Regions from separate parts of the Mus musculus genome. Here region 2 is linked to region 1. Evidence: chromatin loops called from intact Hi-C (ENCODE). Cell type or tissue: gastrocnemius. All regions are shown on one strand. Each heading gives the region's core, and the rest is flanking DNA. Links, peaks and the distances in the headings are about the cores only.

Region 1 (8,323 bases), core at 270-8,269:
GCTAGAGACACAGGCAGACCCATGTAGCGGGGAGGAGCAATGTCATAGCTAATGCATGGACCTGCTCGTTACAGGCTGCAAAGGCCCAGCGCCTTCCTAGTCACGACCACTGACGGAGTGAAGAAACGGTGGAGCTGAGGTAATCATGACCCTGTCAGGTAGGCAGCATCACGAAGAGAGACAAGATCAAAACCCAGGCTCTCAGCTGGGCTGTGGGAGCATGCAGGAGCCTCTGGGGCCCTCAGCAGAGCCCACAAGGATCACAAGGAGCCTCTCAGATGCGAACCACATTGGTGTATATGAATGTGCGGGGAGCATGCAGACATGTTCCCGGGAACACTTAGGGAGACAGCCAAAGCTTTATGTAACCTGATATTTATATCTGAACAACATGTTCCAATGACACAACTCCGGGAAGCAGCATGGAAAAGATCTCAAGGGTTCTGCAGCCCACTCCTGGAGACAGAACAGAGACCCCTGAGCCTAGTGAAGGCCACCACGGCCCCTGCCCCACCTAAGGCGAAGCAGCAGAGGCACAGTCAGTGGCAGAAAAGTGGAACACAATGAGACACGATCAGGGGGCCCTGGGCTTCCCCAGAACCGCAAGACAGCAGTCTGTGTAGACAGGACAATATGCACCCCCACCCCTGCCTGAGAGAGAAAACTATCCCCAACAGAAGAACAACAGAAGTCCTACTCTGTTACAAATGCCAGGGTCCCCAACTTCTCCAGCCATGTGCTCCCGAGGAGGGCTGAGCTGACATGTCAGGCTTCAGGGGACACCCAGACATGGAGCCCACCCCCACTGTTCCCCACTTGTTTTCCTGCCTGGACTGCTGGCCACAGCCACCCCGGCTCTGCTCTGCTGAGGTAGTGCACAGGACCCATCTAGGCCAGCCTCATCTTGAAAGCCACCCCTGCATAATACTCCCACTCAAGGGCTCAACTGCCCTCAGAGGGGCGAGCCTCTCCTCAATATCCCGGACAGGGTCTGTGCAAGAACAACCTCCTTTTTATGAAGTCCTGAGCTGTCCGGGCTGCCTTGGCTTTTTGGCAGATATCAGGGACAACACAGATTATCATTTGGTAGCCGTGTGCTCCTAGCTGTGATGGAGAGTGGGAGCTGTAACTCATGCCAGAGATGCACAGCAGAACACTGCTACAGGTCAACCAGGAGCCAGTGGGGTCCTGCAGCCCTGTCCCTAAACCCCAGGAAATGGCTACAGTTTCTGGGCAGCAGAGAACCTGAAGAGAGACTTACGTACACACAATCCGTCCCACCTACACTATTTTGTATCCAGGAAGAAGCCTTTGGCAAACCTGAGCCTGACAGAGTCCAAGGCTGCCAAGGGGCCCAGGGGATGCCTGGCGCCTGGCAGGATGGAATTCTCTGAGGTAGACGGTGCCGGGGCTGAGCTCCATGTCCACATCCTGTCACAAAGGGGTCTGTGCACTTCCAAGTGACCAACATGTTTCTCATGATGCTAACTTGCATTCCCAGTGACTCAGTGGCCTCTGGGTCTCCAAGGAATGTTGAATAAACGTAAATGTATCCTAAATCTAGCAGCAAGGACACCTTAAGTGTCCATCTTTGCTAAGGTCACATAAATGGCCACTTTGGGATGGTAGGATACAGTGAGGTGGTCTGGCTAGCACTGCTCCTGACCAATGCATTAAGTCTCAACACCCCAAGTAGGACCAGAGAAATAACAAATGCTTGCCAAACCTGACAACCTAAGTTGTCAGGGTCCCACATGACAGAAAGAGAACCAACTCCCAAAATTTGTCTAAAACCTCACAAGTATGCCATGGCACATTCACATGTGTGCACGTACGTGTGTGCACAATACTCTAAACAAAAAACCAAACATTTAAATAAATTAGTGTAATTTTAAAAATTTAAAACACCAAAGGGCTCAATATCTTGCTAGCTATAAAGCCATTTAAAAGCCCTTCATGATGCTTTGGAGAGATAGCTCAGCAGTTAAGAATGTGTACTGTTCTTGTTTTGTTTGCTTGTTTGTTTGTTTGGTTGGTTGTTTGGTTTTTCGAGACAGGGTTTCTCTGTGGAGCCCTGCTGTCCTGGAACTCACGCTGTAGACCAGGCTGGCCTCAAACTCAGAGATCCACCTGCCTCTGCTTCCCAAGTACTGGGATTAAAGGCGTGCGCCACCACTGCCCGGCATATACTGTTCTTATAGAGAACCTGCATTTAGTTCCCAACATCTAGGAAAACCAGTATCCTACTCTACCCTCTGCATTCATGTGTGTGTGTACGCGCGCACACACACACACACACACACACACGCACACACACGCACACACACACACACACACACACAATTTAAAAGAAAGAAAGAAAGGGAGAAAGAAAGAAAGAAAGAAAGAAAGAAAGAAAGAAAGAAAGAAAGAAAGAAAGAAAGAAAGAAAGCAAGCAAGCAAGCAAAAAAGCCTTTGTAATGAGACTGGGGTAAATGGCTTGATGACAGCATGCTTAATGTCCTAGGTTCAATTCCTAGTGCCACATTAAAAACAAAAAACTGGAGAGATGGCTCAGTGGTTACAAGCACTAGCTGCTCTTCTGAAAAGCCCTGGTTCAAGTCCTGGCTCACACCCTATGGCTGCTCATGACAATCTGTAATTCCAGTCTTAGGGGCCCAGTGCTCTCTTCTGCCCTCTTTGGGCATTGTACACACTTGGCACACAAACATATGTATAGGCAAAACACTCATACATACAAAAATAAGTAAAATTAAACAACCCCCCCTTGGGTAGGGTGGGGTACATAAATGTTCTCAGGAGCCAGTGACCAGAGAACTCAAGACTCAGCAACTCAGGTTTCTGAAAATGACCACACCAAGCCTCCCGATAACCCATCTCTCCCAGGAACTTTGTAAATAAAACACTAGAGTGCGTAGGACCCAGTGTGGGAACAGTGGGCAGACTCCCAGACCCTTCCTACTGAAGAGCTAGATTTGGCTTCCAGTTGCGTGACTCTAGGCAAGCCTAGCATTACCTGCAGGTGAAGCAGGGAGTGGCCACGCCTTGCTGGTCACCCAGGCCTGTGCCTGGATCATGGACCTGCACATGTTCGTACACCGCAAAGCAGACTCTGGGTTTCGGGGATGGCGGGGGCTGCTGCTCAGATGTCTGAACAGTCGTAACGTGGGCTCTGAGCATATGGCACTTAACCACCTCCATGGGAACCGGCACTGTCAGGGCTCCACCAGCAGCCCATCGGCTCCTTGCTGAATTAGGAAATCAGAACCGCTCCTTGAAGTGATAGGGAGGAGCCAAGAAGCACCTTGCCTGGGAGGGCCTTAGATAAAGAGCACGACTCCAGGCTGTAGCTCAAAGCTGAAGCAAGCTTTACTCCAACAACTGAGGCGAGGGCAGGAAGCAAGAGCACGGGGCCGCCGGGTGCACACTGCAGTAGCTCTAACCACGTCTCTTACAAGAACCCAGCAGCCTCTCAAATCAGAAAGCTACTCAGAAGGGTCTGGCAACCATCCCGAATTGCCAGGGGAGCCATTTGGACTCTGCGTCCTTAAGACCTTCACCTGGGTTTCACCTTCAATCTGGAACAGAGGAGAGATCAGAGGTTTGCTGCCACAACAGTGCTAGGAGCCTCCAACAGACCCACATGTGCACTGGAGAGGCGTGATCCTCCCTGGCAGGGTTTTAGCCGAGGAGCTCTCTGCAAAGGCCCTTGACTTGAGCAGACCTGTTCAGGGTCCCAGAACCAGAGAGTAGAGTGAGACATACTTCTCCCTCCCCCTCCCAGAAGGTGATCCCCAAAGCTAAGAGATGAGTTTGCTCTCGTGTGAGCACCTACCAGGTGCCACAGCCTTGTGCAGGAAGCTCAGGAGGAAGCCTGCTGTGTTTATAGGCTGCACAAAGTCCCCACTAGGCTCCGATACACACCAGGACAGCCGAGAAATAGGACCCTGCAGCCTGGCTGAGGAGTTCCATCCCAAGAGGCAAGGACAGCAGCAAACGCCCACTGAAAGCTTTCAGAGGAACCTGTGGGTTGCAAGCACTCCAGTCCACTCGGAACTTGGCGTTGGTGCTCACCCAAGTCCACATACTGCCTGGCCCTGCCAGCCCCGAGCTGCACTTCTGCCCACTCCCTTGAAACCCACAGTTGTCTCCTACCTCTTCTGTACTCCCCCACCTCCTGCCGGTCCCCTCCTAAGATCCCAGTCTCCTCAGGGCTCTGCCCTCCCCCGCTATCTCATGGGTCTCCCTCTGGCTGCGGTGGAGACCCCCAAGGCCCAGGTGGCCCCACCACCAAGACAGCATCAGCTTCCACCTCTACTCATTCTACATAAAGCAGTTCCCTTGGCCTGACCACTCTCTGATTTATGCTACACTGCATGGAAACCCACAGAGCAATGACCAGGGCCTATCAACCACACATCGCAGCAGAATCTCACGCAGCACTTGTCCTCTCAAATGCCCCTCCTCTATTTGCTCCAAGTGCCAGGCCCCAGAGTTACCAGCCACTAGGATTTGGAGTCTTACATTTAAAGGTGGCATTCAAAGCCTTCCAATGTGTTCGTACATGTTGCTATAACTCATGAATACCAGGCTGAGGCTCCCAATCCATCAGAGAGACTCTCCCAGAGACAGCCAGAAATCTTCTTCCCCCAAACCTCACCAAGCACTATACCTTAATACCTATAATACTCTCTCATCAGATTTCCACCTCGTGGGCAAGGGTCAGAGAACACAGCCTGCGCTCCTGCTCACTTTTCTGTCTCATCTCTCCCTGCTCAAACCCTCCTTGCTCTGCCACTGTCACCAGTCAACATGGAGACAGCGTCCAGGCTCAACACTAGTCCTTTATTTGGGCCTGGGCCAGAACAGAAAATAAGTCTCTGAGCCTGAAGTGGGGAGCACAGCTCTCCAGGAGGAAGGCCCCCTAAGCCTGCACACACACACACACACACCTGTCCTGCTCTAGGAGCCTCTGAAAGAACATCAATGCTTGATGCCTAGGCTCTCAACAGGAAAGACCTAGTTCTTGTGACTGAGCCCTGCCACCTGGTGGTGGCACCGTGGACTGTATGTATGCCTCAGCAAGTCACTGGGCGACTCCTGAACACTTGGGACCAGCAGCCACATCTCTGTCACTGTTCCCATGCTGTGCCAGTCACTCTTCATTCTTAACAAGAGCTAAGTCAAACCCTGTAAGACGAACCCTATCACTGTCCCAAGAGCTTGGAGGAGTCCACTGACTTACCTAGTGTCAAACAGCTGAGAATGCTGAAGCTGCCTACAGAATCCACACTCCACTTTGTCCTGTCCCAAACCAGGAACTTCTCCCAATTCCTGGAGGTCCGCTCACCTCAGTTACCCAAGAAAGTGTTGCTTTCCAACATCCAACAATCAACCCAGAAAGGCTTATGGGAATAGTGGGGTAGAGAGTGCTAAAGACTGAACTCCAAACCCACCGTCAACTCCCCGTGCTCTGCATCCACAGATGCAGATGTTAAAGAACGGGCCGTAGGCCTAGGCCTGGTACCAGGGCCTGGCCCCCAGCTAAAGTCAACCTTCTACGTGGTTCATGGCTCTAGGCAGAGCTGTGGAAGATAACATGAGACCAAGGTCCCACCAACCTCTTTGGGCAGCCCTGTCTCCTTGACCCCGGAAAGTCATCTCTGTCACAGGAAGAGATGAGTAGTATGGGGGTATCAAGAAGTAGGTCTCGGTACAGTCCTAGCCAGAAACTCAACCAAGACTCCACAGCTACAGTGTGCGTGAGACTCTGCTATCTCATAACGGGGCACCACCTGACCAACTTTCCAAGCCAAGATGACTATAGCGACAACTACTCATCCTGGCGAACCCCACAGCAACAGGAATCCTCCCAGCTCGGGGCTGTCCTTGAGCCTATGTAAGCACCACAGCAATGAAGCAAATGGCCGGCCCTAGCACGGTCTCAGCAGTGGCTGCCTGTGGGTCTGGGACACTGCTCAACACTCACACTGATAATGCTGCAACAGCCGATGAGTCCGCGCATCCCACACCTTCACCGTGTTGTCCATGCCGGCAGCAGCAATGCAGGTACCACTGGGGTGGAAGTCCACGTAGGTGACAAAACTGGAGAGACAGAGCGGTCAGATACCGTAAGAGGTCTTCCCTGTGTGTCCACTCACACAGATCCCTCAACCTGGAACATGCTGCTTTATCAGGTAGCCAGAGACCAAACAGCAAGTGACAACAGTGACCAGCAGTGACAAAAAGTAGACTTATCAGGGACCATGTCCCTCCCACCCATCTTTAAGTTTTTTTGAGGCAACACCTCTATATTCAGTATGTTGCCCTGGCCGGCCTTCTCACCTCCCTTCCTCAGGACTAAGATTACAGGTGTGTGTGTGTGTGTGTGTGTGTGTGTGTGTGTTCAGTATGTTGCCCTGGCCGGCCTTCTCACCTCCCTTCCTCAGGACTAAGATTACAGGGGTGTGTGTGTGTGTGTGTGTGTGTGTGTGAATGTAACACACCCAGCCCACTGCTGATTTTTTAACTACCAGTAGAGATAGCTATCTTCAGACCAATAGGTCAGCCAAGTTGCTCTAGAGTTCTTTTGCCAGGGCTAGCTCCACGACGGGTCCCACCAACTGGGGAGTGGGTGGGAGGGTCTAGCAGGGCTACAGGGCTGCTCACCCATCTGTCTTAGAAGACAGGTCAAGAGCCTTCAATGCAAACACTCAGGCACTCTGCAGGGGCCCCTGCTGGTGAGTCCTAGCTTAAGGATGCAGTCTGCTTAGACATGCAGAAGAGCTAAATCCCTGCTCAGAGGCAGGCTCCTCCGACTCTCATGTGTAATTTGGCACAGAATGTAGAGCCACTACCACGGTGACACTAAGTCTTAACAAGAAGTTTGGGGGGTTGATTCAATGCTCAGAGAGACACATTATAATTTTGAGAACTAGAAACTAAAAGGGAGTAAAAGAGGCCAAATTATTGTGTGACTTTAGGTAAAGGATTTCTGCTGTCCACGGGGTAAGGGTGGGGCTTAACTCTTCATCCACAAAGGAAAGGGAAAAGCTCCTAGGAAAAGCAGATGGCCCCAGCCCCGGCCCCGGCCCCCCGGCCCCCAGCCTCCTGGCCCCTAGCCCCCCGGCCCCCAAAGGTCCCTGGGCCTCCTCAGGCCCTGACCTACACTCTGCAGGACCTGCAGAGGGAGGACAGCAGGGACTCACCCGCCGTGCTCACAGTATGAGTGGATACATTCCCGGCTGGTCTTGTCCCACAGCTTGACAGTCTTGTCATCACTGGCAGACACGATGAGCCGCCCGTCAGGGGAGAACCTAAGTTGACAGGGCCGTAAGTTGCACGACTTTGAATACCACACCATGTTCTCTACAGCCACTTCCAGAGGAGAGGATTAAAGTCTCCAGAGAGCACTAAGAAACCATGAAAGTCAGAGGTTGGGGACCATTGAACGCTCTTCCTCTGGAAGTTTCTTATTCCCTACAATAGAACCATTCTTTATTCTGGGAGGGCCCTGCTCTGAGAGTGGGTACTGATGGGGAGGGCAAGCCAGCAAACTGGGCTGTTACGTCCCAGGCCCTCCATGCGCTTCTGTTGACCCGTCATATTGTGCTGATGTGCTCGTGTGGAGCTCCTGACCACCGCCATGCATCAAGCACAATATGACGGACCTTAACCCCCTCCTCTGGAGCAGAGCCGTGACATGAGAAAGCTCTGTTGAAAGAAGCTGACAAAACTACAGGCAGGAATATCTGTCTCTGTCATTCTTCAAGTCACTGGCATCCGATATCACAGCATCGCCTCCTGCACCAAAGCCAGGGACTCCGGACCAAGACCTTACCCAGCAGCCTTGGAGCACAGTTAAGCTCTGAGCAAAGGCACTGTTCTGTTGTCAGCCTGTCTCTTGTTCTGCAAACTGAGAATGATGCTACCTAGCTGGCAGAACTGTCCTCAGGAACCAGGAGAAAGCACACAGCGGTGCTGAGAGGACCCTGCTGCTGCTGCCGCCGCTGCTGCTGTTATCTGCCATCTGCTATTCCTGGGAGCCCTCTGCACACTTGGCAGAGGGTCATGGCCTACTAATATGTATAACACATGAGCTCAATGATGCTTCCCAATAAGTTCAATATAGCAACCACTACTGACATATTACAGATTAGAAAATTGAGGCTCGGGGCTGGCAAGATGGCTCAGCAATTAAGAGCGCCGACTGCTCTTCCGAAGGTCCTAAGTTCAAATCCCAGCAACCACATGGTGGCTCACAACCATCTATAACTAAATCTGATGCCCTCTTCTGGAGTGTCTGAAGACAGCTACAGTGTAC
Region 2 (8,323 bases), core at 95-8,094, 55 kb before region 1:
GGCTTTGGGCAGCTGTACACTTGGCAGAGAGCTGTCCCTCTGCGTCTCACCTACCCTACCAGGCTGAGCTGACCGGTCATCTAATTTCCATCACTGAGGGTTGCTGAGTGCCTACTGCACTCGTGAAGACACGGTCCCTGCACGGAGCGCAGCAAGCTTGGCTCCCACTGTCACTGGAGTGAAAGGCCAGGGAACGTTTCTCAACAGAGATCATCTCATTCCCTGAGGCTCCACGAGGGCTTGAGATTCATCCAGCAGAAAGGAGTTTTTCATATACTTAAGAAAACAGACATTTGGAGAAAGAGTTTCCCCTTCAATGCAGCAGCTATAAATTCTCACAGCATCCTGTGTGGATGTCAGCTGTCATAGAGGGTGCTCCATCTGATGGCTGGCCTCTTCTGCATGAGCTGGCCAGGGATGGGAGGACTCTGTACTCTAGATCATAGGACAGAACCTGAAAAATCACTGCCTGTAGAACAGGAACTGGACCCCCGAGGCAGAGCTAAGCTCAAAGAACTCCTCACATCTTCAAGTTGGCCAGCCAAGGACGGAGAAACGGAGGAACGGGTCTGCATCTCGTAAAAGCGGCAGTGGAAACAGCCCCTGGCTGGCCCAAGCAGCATTCCTGCGAGTTTCCATTGGCTGCTGTCAAACTCTCAAACTGCCAGAATCAGTCTCCTTCCAGACCCTTTCCGACAGACAGTCGGGACTCAAGGCCACAGTGGGGGAGCAGGACTGATGGCATTTCCTTTTCTGCCTTCTTTTTCTTTTTTCTTCCCCCTTTAAACTTTTAATAGGAACCCAATTTCCAAACGCAGAGACTGTGGATCTAAAAAACAAGATTTGCTGGGCCAATGGCAGTACTGGGGCCTCTCCTTGGTTCCATAGGAGGGAGGCCCATACTTTAGCCCAGCAGGGATGTGGTCCTTACATGTGTCCATATTAGATTAAATGGAATAATGGAGGGTGGCAGGCCCACTGGGGACACGTTTGCGTACAGTTCTGAAGGGGACTCCTTGCTTTGAAGCCTCACTGTATGTACGTCAGACCTCAAACTTGTGGCAATCCTCCTGCCTCAACCCTTGCAGTGCTGGGATGAGAGACAAGAACACCATGTCTGGCAAGGGATGCTTCATAGTGTGCCCCTCATACTTGCACTCCCCTCCCCACTACCATTCTCAGGCTTCCCTCCCTGCCAGGTCAGCTTGATGAGTCGAGACATCTTTGCATCTGGGCCACACTTTCTCTGTCTGCTCTGCCCGAGTCGGGTGGCAGTCACCACCAGGAATAACTAACTATACAGTTCCAGATACGTTGCTGGGCTTGGGCAGGAGGGGCTTTCTAGGTACCGGTGCATTAGATGCTCTCTGGCGTTCTTTGTTTGATAGTTTCCCCCTCAATGGATCCCATTCCAATAAAACACGTGCATTCATTTTCACTAAGAACAAGGGTTCCCATGACAGAACTGGGCCCTGGGAACCACGTCTTCACTTCCACTGCGGTATCTGTGTGAGACTGTAACCCACTTTAATTCGAATTGTGTATCTTTCCAGAAAAATTCTAGATTTTTTTCTTCTTCTTTTTCCTTTGTTTTGGGACAAGGTCTACTGTAGCCTAGACTGGCCTTGAACTCTATGAAGTTGAGTATGGCCTTGAACTTTTCCTGCCTCTTCTTCCTAGTGCTACCATCATGAGCTACCATCATGCCTGATTAATACCCAGTTAGGTGCTGGGCATCAAATTTAGGGCTTTGTGCACACTAGATATATGACTACCAACTCATCCCCAGTGCGTGATGCTGTTTTCTTCCCCAAAGGAGAGGATTTTCCCAGCAGTGGACAGGCCCACCAGGATCTCACACACACACTTAGCCTGGTGATATAACTAAGCAAGCCCCTGGCCGGGGTCTACACAGGTCACAGCACTGGAATGGTTGGGAGAGGCTGCTGCCACTTTGCCAGGACCCAGAGGAGGAAGGACAAAACATCTGGGGGATCATGGTGGACATCTGGGACTTCCTTGATAAGGACTAACCCTAGCCACTTCATATGGCCTTTTCATAGTGGGACTTTTACCTGTAGGAGCACATGTCTACACCAGTGTCAGGGACTCAGGGCTTGGTAAGCATGTATTGCATCAGTGTCCAGAGGACGCTGACTGACTGCGCAGTGCCTTTCAGGGGAGCCTGGTCACACAGACGGCTAGCTGCTCACCTCATTTCAACCCCATGGGAGTCTCCTGTCACTGAGGGTCTGATCTGTCTGAGCTGGGACACAAGGCCATCCCTGTCCCTCAGGATGTGAATGGGACCTTAATAAAAGTAAACCCATGGGGGCTGGAGAGATGACTCAGAGGTTAAAAGCACTGACTGCTCTTTCAGAGGGCATGAGTTCAATTCCTAGCAACCTATGTGGTGGCTCACAGCCATCTGTAATGGGATCCGATGCCCTTCCCTGGAGTGTCTGAAGACAGCTACCATGTACTCACATACATAAATCAATCTTTTTTTTTTTAAAGTACACCTGCAATATTGGTACACCACACTCCATAGCCTACCTGCCTTGACGTTCTTTAGTACAAAGGTGGATAAGACCTGGCCTTCCAGTCCCTCAGATGGAAGTGTGTCAGACCAAGTTGCAGGTGCCCGGGGGCAGAACATCTATCACAACTTCCAGCCCCAAGTTCTAAGCATGCACAGCCCAAAGAGAAGGTGGAGGCCTCCAGAGCTCCTGACTCCGCCAGCTGGCCGGCTGGCCTTGTCACACAGCTGGTAACACCGAGACACACTTTCTCCATTGCCAGCTTCCTCTCCCCAAACCTCAGGCAAATGGTCTTTAATTTGCCTAAACACCTAGGTTTGGAATTTTCACAGAAGCCATAAAAGGAAAAAAAAATGTTGGGTTGGTGAGATGGCTCCTCAGGTAAGCCACAAGACTGCCATTCTGAGTGTGATCCTTAGAATCCACGGGTGAAGGAAAGAACTGAATCCCCAGAGCTGTCCTCTGACCTTTACATGCATGCTGTGGTACGTGTGCAGGCATGTATGTGTATGCATGTATGTGTGTGCATCATACATATACAAGAAAGAGAAGGAAGGAAGGAAGGAAGGAAGGAAGGAAGGAAGGAAGGAAGGAAGGAAGGAAGGAAGGAAGGAAGGAAGGAGGAAGGAACCACAGGAGCTCACACAGTGATTCGGAGAGAGGGCCTCAGGCCACACAGACCTGAGAACTGCAGGAAGAGCGCGGAGGATGTGGCTGCTGTCGGGAGGGGCTACAGGGCTGTGGGAAGGCAAGGTGGAACGGAGGGAGGGTGTGAGGGGTGGGGGTGGTTCAGACTGGAGACAGGGAAGCCCTGGAGGAAAATAGACAAAATTAGAGAACTCTCTGGAGAGTGAGCCAAGACTCAGGTTAGAGAAGAGAGCCCAGGAGAGACAGGGAGTGTGAGGTCCCTTGGAGGGGTCCGAGGGACATAGTCAGCCTTGTCTTGGTCTAGAGGAGGCTCAGTGAGCAGCAGAATAAGCGCTTCTGAGTTAATCCTCACTGAGGGGAGAGCCGGAGGGGGGGAAAGGGAGGAGAAGCCCCTGATGGAGGACAGGGGACAATCCAGGGTGCTGTGAGCCCTGCGTGCGGAAGACAGCCAGGGAGGGCCTGCCCAGCCGAGGTGAATGGATAGCAGAAAGGGAGTGAGGTTCTGGGGACAAAACCCAAGGGCGTAGTGACAAGTGGCTGGGCCAGCCCTTGGCTCAGCCCAGCAAGTGAGGATTTAGGAGCTGGGGCCAGGGGGTGGGGCTGCCAGTGTGACTCATCTTGGGCTTCTGGAGGAAAATCCTCCTAGGATAGGCTCAACAATGGTATTCTATTTCCATCCTGATTTTTCTGTGAGGGGAGGGAAGACAGCAATCTGCCCCCGGTTAGGACAACATTCCCCAGGCAAATACGGCTTCTTTCACTCACAGTTCAAGGCGAGTAAGACATTTTATGTAATACTCTGAAGGGCCTTCTACACAGTCTAAAAGGAATGGACTCTAAAGTGACAGCCTTTATTTTTAGTCACCTAAGTACCATGGTGATTCTCAAAGAAGCTGCACCAAAATGCAAGCCTGGCATGTCTGGCACTGGGCTCCCTGGCCCAGGGCCGTTTTGAAGATGTCTTTCTGTACCAGCATGAGTTATGAGGTGTCTGCTGAAGGCCCACTAGGATCCCAAGAAAGCTCGGGGACCCCCAAACAGCTGAATCTAGCTCCTCCTGCCTTGTCCTTGACAGGACCAAGAACCCACAGTGGCCTGACCGGATGCCCTGCATGGCACCGAGCCTGGGTTTGAGCATCTGCTGGCTTGAGGTGACCGAGGGGAGACTCTTAGCCTCCCTGACTGGTGTGACTAGGAAGATAGGGTGAGTTCACAGGGCCTCACAGGTGGCCACACTGCGCTGGTGGTTCCTGCAAACTCCCAGAGAAGGGTTCTCTGGGCATTTTAAGGAGGGGTGAGAAAGTCCAGGACCCCGGAGATTAGATTTCTTCCTTAAGGGAAGGTGAAATAGTGAAAAGGTCAGGTACAACTTGTGTGGTTGTCCCCTCACCTCAGGGAGCGGCCCCTGACACCCTCATGCTCTCTCCCTGGGTTATGTGGGCCTGTCATTGTCCCTTCTACTTCCTCATGGTCACCTCCTGCTCATCTCCTGTCTCCTCACCACTGGCCTCCCCTACAGTCTCACCAGCCCCTTTCCCTCTCTGGCCTGGTTTTCTCAAGGTGGGCTTATACTGCATCTTTCTACAACTTTTTGTTTTGTTTTGTTTTGTTTTGTTTTGTTTTGTTTTTCGAGACAGGATTTCTCTGTGTAGCCCTGGCTGTCCTGGAACTCACTTTGTAGACCAGCCTGGCCTCAAACTCAGAAATCCACTTGTCTCTGCCTCCCAAGTGCTGGGATTAAAGGCGTGTGCCACCACCGCCCGGCTCTACAACTCTTTCTTCTTGTTTATTTCTTTTTCTATCCCACATTTCACTGTGTATTTGGGAAGAAGGCAAAAGAGCGGACCTGGGCGAATGTCTTACTGACTGGGATGGCGCCCCTGACATAACGGGCTCTGGGCCTCAGGCTGCAGCTCTCAGGGCTGGGGAGGCCACCTCTGGGATTGACACACATCACAAGGTGGCAGATTGATGCACAGGATGAGTGGAAAGGCTGAGGGACAACTGGCAAACAGTCGGGAGGCCAGTGTGCTTGAGTAGGAAAAGATACACGAGAGAAATATGGGCTGAGGTCATGATGGTGGTGGTGCAGGCCTTTAATCCCAGCACTAGGGAGGCAGAGGCAAGCGGATCTCTGAGTTCAAGGTCAGCCTGGTCTACAGAGGTCTACAGGATGGCCAGGGCTACACAGAGAAACCCTGTTTCAAAAAGAAAAACAAAACAATTAAAAAAAAGAAAAGAAAAGAAAAGAAAAAAAGAAAGAAGGAAGTTAGAGTAGAGACCTAGCCAAAAAGAGGAGGGAAGGAGGAAGCCTCCATTGTGTCACTAAGTCACAGGTCTGAGCAGGTGCCATCGGGAAAGATGATATGGTGTCTGCTGGTGGCTGAAGGAACTCTGGGTGAAGACCTGACCCTAGCCCCCTGGTCCCACAAGCAGAGGGATGGAAGGCTCAGAGTCACAGACTTTCGAGCAGCTACTGTTCCCTCAGCCACTGCCACCACCTGTGCAGAAGACCTACCACATGCAGGACAAGGGACTCTGGCTCCTGAGGCCTTCTAGACATTGCTGTCACCAGCAGAAGTCTGGAAGGGCTGAGTTTTGGCAAAACCGTTCTGCTATCACCGATGGTAAGTGACATATATCTCAGGAGGAATTACGAAGTGAGCTGTTAGGCACATGGTGTGCCGGCCACTCTAGCTATACTTCTCAGATACATGGCTAGACTCTCGGGAGGGTCTGCACATGCGCAGGACTCACCCCAGCTTCCCTCGGTTACCTGACTCCCCACTCAGCTCTGGGGACCTTCTTCCCAGCAGCTACGACCCGCCCTGGCCAAAGCACTTCCCTGTGGTCAGGTCTTATTCCAAGGAGAATCCTGGGCCCTCTTAGGCGAGGGAATAGATTCCAGAGAGGAGGGCACCTCCTGGGCCTGCTCCATGAGCTGGAAAGTAGGTAACACGGAAGTGGGCAAGGTGGCTAAGCCAGGCACCACGTCACATGCCTGCCTGGGCAAGAGGAGGACGAACTGAAGTCTAGCAGGGAAGCCTCGGCCTGAGACATCTTCCCTAGTCTGTAGCAAGACAGAGATCCACTGTGGCTAGGAAAAGACAGCAGCATTGGGCAGAAGGTAGCACTCGGCTGTCTCATAGCAACCATGGTAGCCCCAGCAGGGCTCTGCAGAGAAGGGGTTCCTTCTGCGCTAGCACACACCAGCCTTATGGGCCCACGCCTTCCCTGCCTGCCTGTCCCCTCAACACCCACATCGCAGCTTCCTAGTGACCCCTGTTCTGGGTGACTCTTGAATCCCATCCTTCCCACCGCCTCTAGGATGTGATACCTTTTCTACCCAAGACATCAGACTCCTTGTGTGTGACACTCAAATGGCACTTGTGGCCACTACTGCTTCCTGAAGCCCAGGGACAACTTCTGTCCCAGGATCCCCTCCTCGCCCCAGCTCATGCTTGGGGCCTGCCTTCCTCTCCTTTGTGTTTGTGGCTGCAGCAGGGGTGTGAGCCCCTGGGAAATGTCGCAGCGAGTCTCAGTGAGAAGCTTTGGCCTGTAGGACAAAAGAGCAGGATCCTGACTTTGATGGCCCATGCTCACATCTGAACCTGACCAGCTGGCCGACTGGCCTCGGCTACGTTACCATACTTAGGGCTTCAGTTCTCTTGTATGTAAAATACAGCTCTCAAAGCTACTGCAATGCTCACTTAATAACTCATGTTTATTTAACACATACCATAGGGGTAGGAATAGGATGCACTGTAGGCAACATGATGCCCCTAGCTCTTGCCCTGGCTAGGCTTTGGAATTTTGGGACACACTGATGTTCCAAAGGAGTTTCCTGTGATCAGTTCTAGGAGGGTCTGAGGCAGTGGGGTGCAAGGAGGTCTGTGGCTTCTTATAGCTCCCCTACGATGGAAAACTGTTCTTAATCATTTCCAGGACTGTGGCTGATTTGGGCTCCCCCCAGGAGGTCTCTCTGGAGGGTCTTGGGTTCCCCAGTATCCCCCCAAATACAGGACTCTTTTTTTCTCCCCCCCCCCCCCGGACTCTTATTAGAAGCTAAGGAGTGTCATAAAAAAAAGGTTCAGTTACTCTGGCACATCACTGTGAGTAAAAGTGGTAGGTGTGGGAGAATGTTCTAGGGATGGCCACTGGCTCTAGGAACCTGGACTGTGCTACACACATCTAACTCCTTTGTTCATTTTAAAGACAGAAAATGTGGAATTAATCTCCCTATCACATGGTTTTGACTCTACTCAGATTCTCAACATCCAAAACAGAAGCAATGAATGGGGAGTCTCTCTCTGGTGTGAGGTCTTATGAGCTATTAAATCAAAGTACAAATGCCGAGTAGGCAGTCTGTCCCAGCTCTACCCTGTCTCTAGCAAGCACGTGTACACAGAGGAAGCCCTGTCTTGCTGATGGTGGACCATGGCCAGTCACATGTGAAGATGACTAGGAACTAGAGGGGGACAGGCTGCTAGTTTGAGTTCAGTCCTTCGTGACACCCAGGCTCTTGGTCACAGCCCACATCAAATGGTTTGTTGCTCAGGGGCTTTTAACTCTGAGGGTGCCCACACTGGCCCTCAAGCAGCCTGTCAGACATCTAGTGCATAAATCTTGTTCACAGACAAGTTCCAAGTCTTCCTGTTCCAGGACACGGGGGCACTTAGAAAGTATGTGATGGACAAATGCTGAGTCCTGAGTGCTGGGAGAGTAGAGAGAACACAGTTCCCTGAGCGCAAAGGGCAGCCCAAGGCTGTTGGTGGGTCTGCCTGGCTGCTGGAGAGCACTTAGTTCATTTTAATCCCAGGCTATGGCAAGTTTAAGTGTGGCAGGGGAGGGAGAGGGGTGATCGACACCAGCGGCCCCACCCCGAGCATGGCCCTCCAACTGCCTGGCCGTGGGAGAGCCCCCTCTCCCTGACTTTAGGAGAGCAGGAAATGGGGGAAGACAAAGTCAGAGCTGGAGTCAAAGGATCTGTGGGTTCCTCCTCTTCCCATCAGCCCTCATTTGATGACTTACAGCTTTAAGGCCGGAACTCTGGAGGGAAGGAATGGAGGTCCTCTCTTCTGAGGACATCTGTAATGCTGAAGTACCCAGGATCACACATAGCTGGCCCATAAAAC

What was found. Peaks named below come from ENCODE experiments on the same cell type or tissue, not always from the same donor. Only the 100,000 strongest peaks of a DNase experiment are listed, where the experiment ranks them.
Region 2: it touches region 1 in a loop (2.2-fold over the local background); 14 of 42 quality-filtered maps call a loop at or near these places.

The regions. Positions count from the first base shown.
Region 1 is chr9:106,285,773-106,294,095 of GRCm38, reverse strand. It overlaps Poc1a (POC1 centriolar protein A), which reads right to left. Exons shown (of 11, transcript NM_027354.2): 5 at 7,209-7,316; 6 at 5,990-6,105. Among named protein-coding and RNA genes, the nearest start is that of Poc1a, 8.9 kb to the right of the region's middle. In gastrocnemius, for the core only: a CTCF peak has its summit at 5,050 (motif pointing left); a DNase peak (open chromatin) is centred at 5,047.
Region 2 is chr9:106,340,781-106,349,103 of GRCm38, reverse strand. All of the region lies in intron 10 of Poc1a (POC1 centriolar protein A), which reads right to left. Among named protein-coding and RNA genes, the nearest start is that of Dusp7, 24 kb to the left of the region's middle. In gastrocnemius, for the core only: no CTCF peak of the experiment used is centred there; a DNase peak (open chromatin) is centred at 3,752; H3K4me3 peaks cover 416 bases; H3K27ac peaks cover 2,541 bases.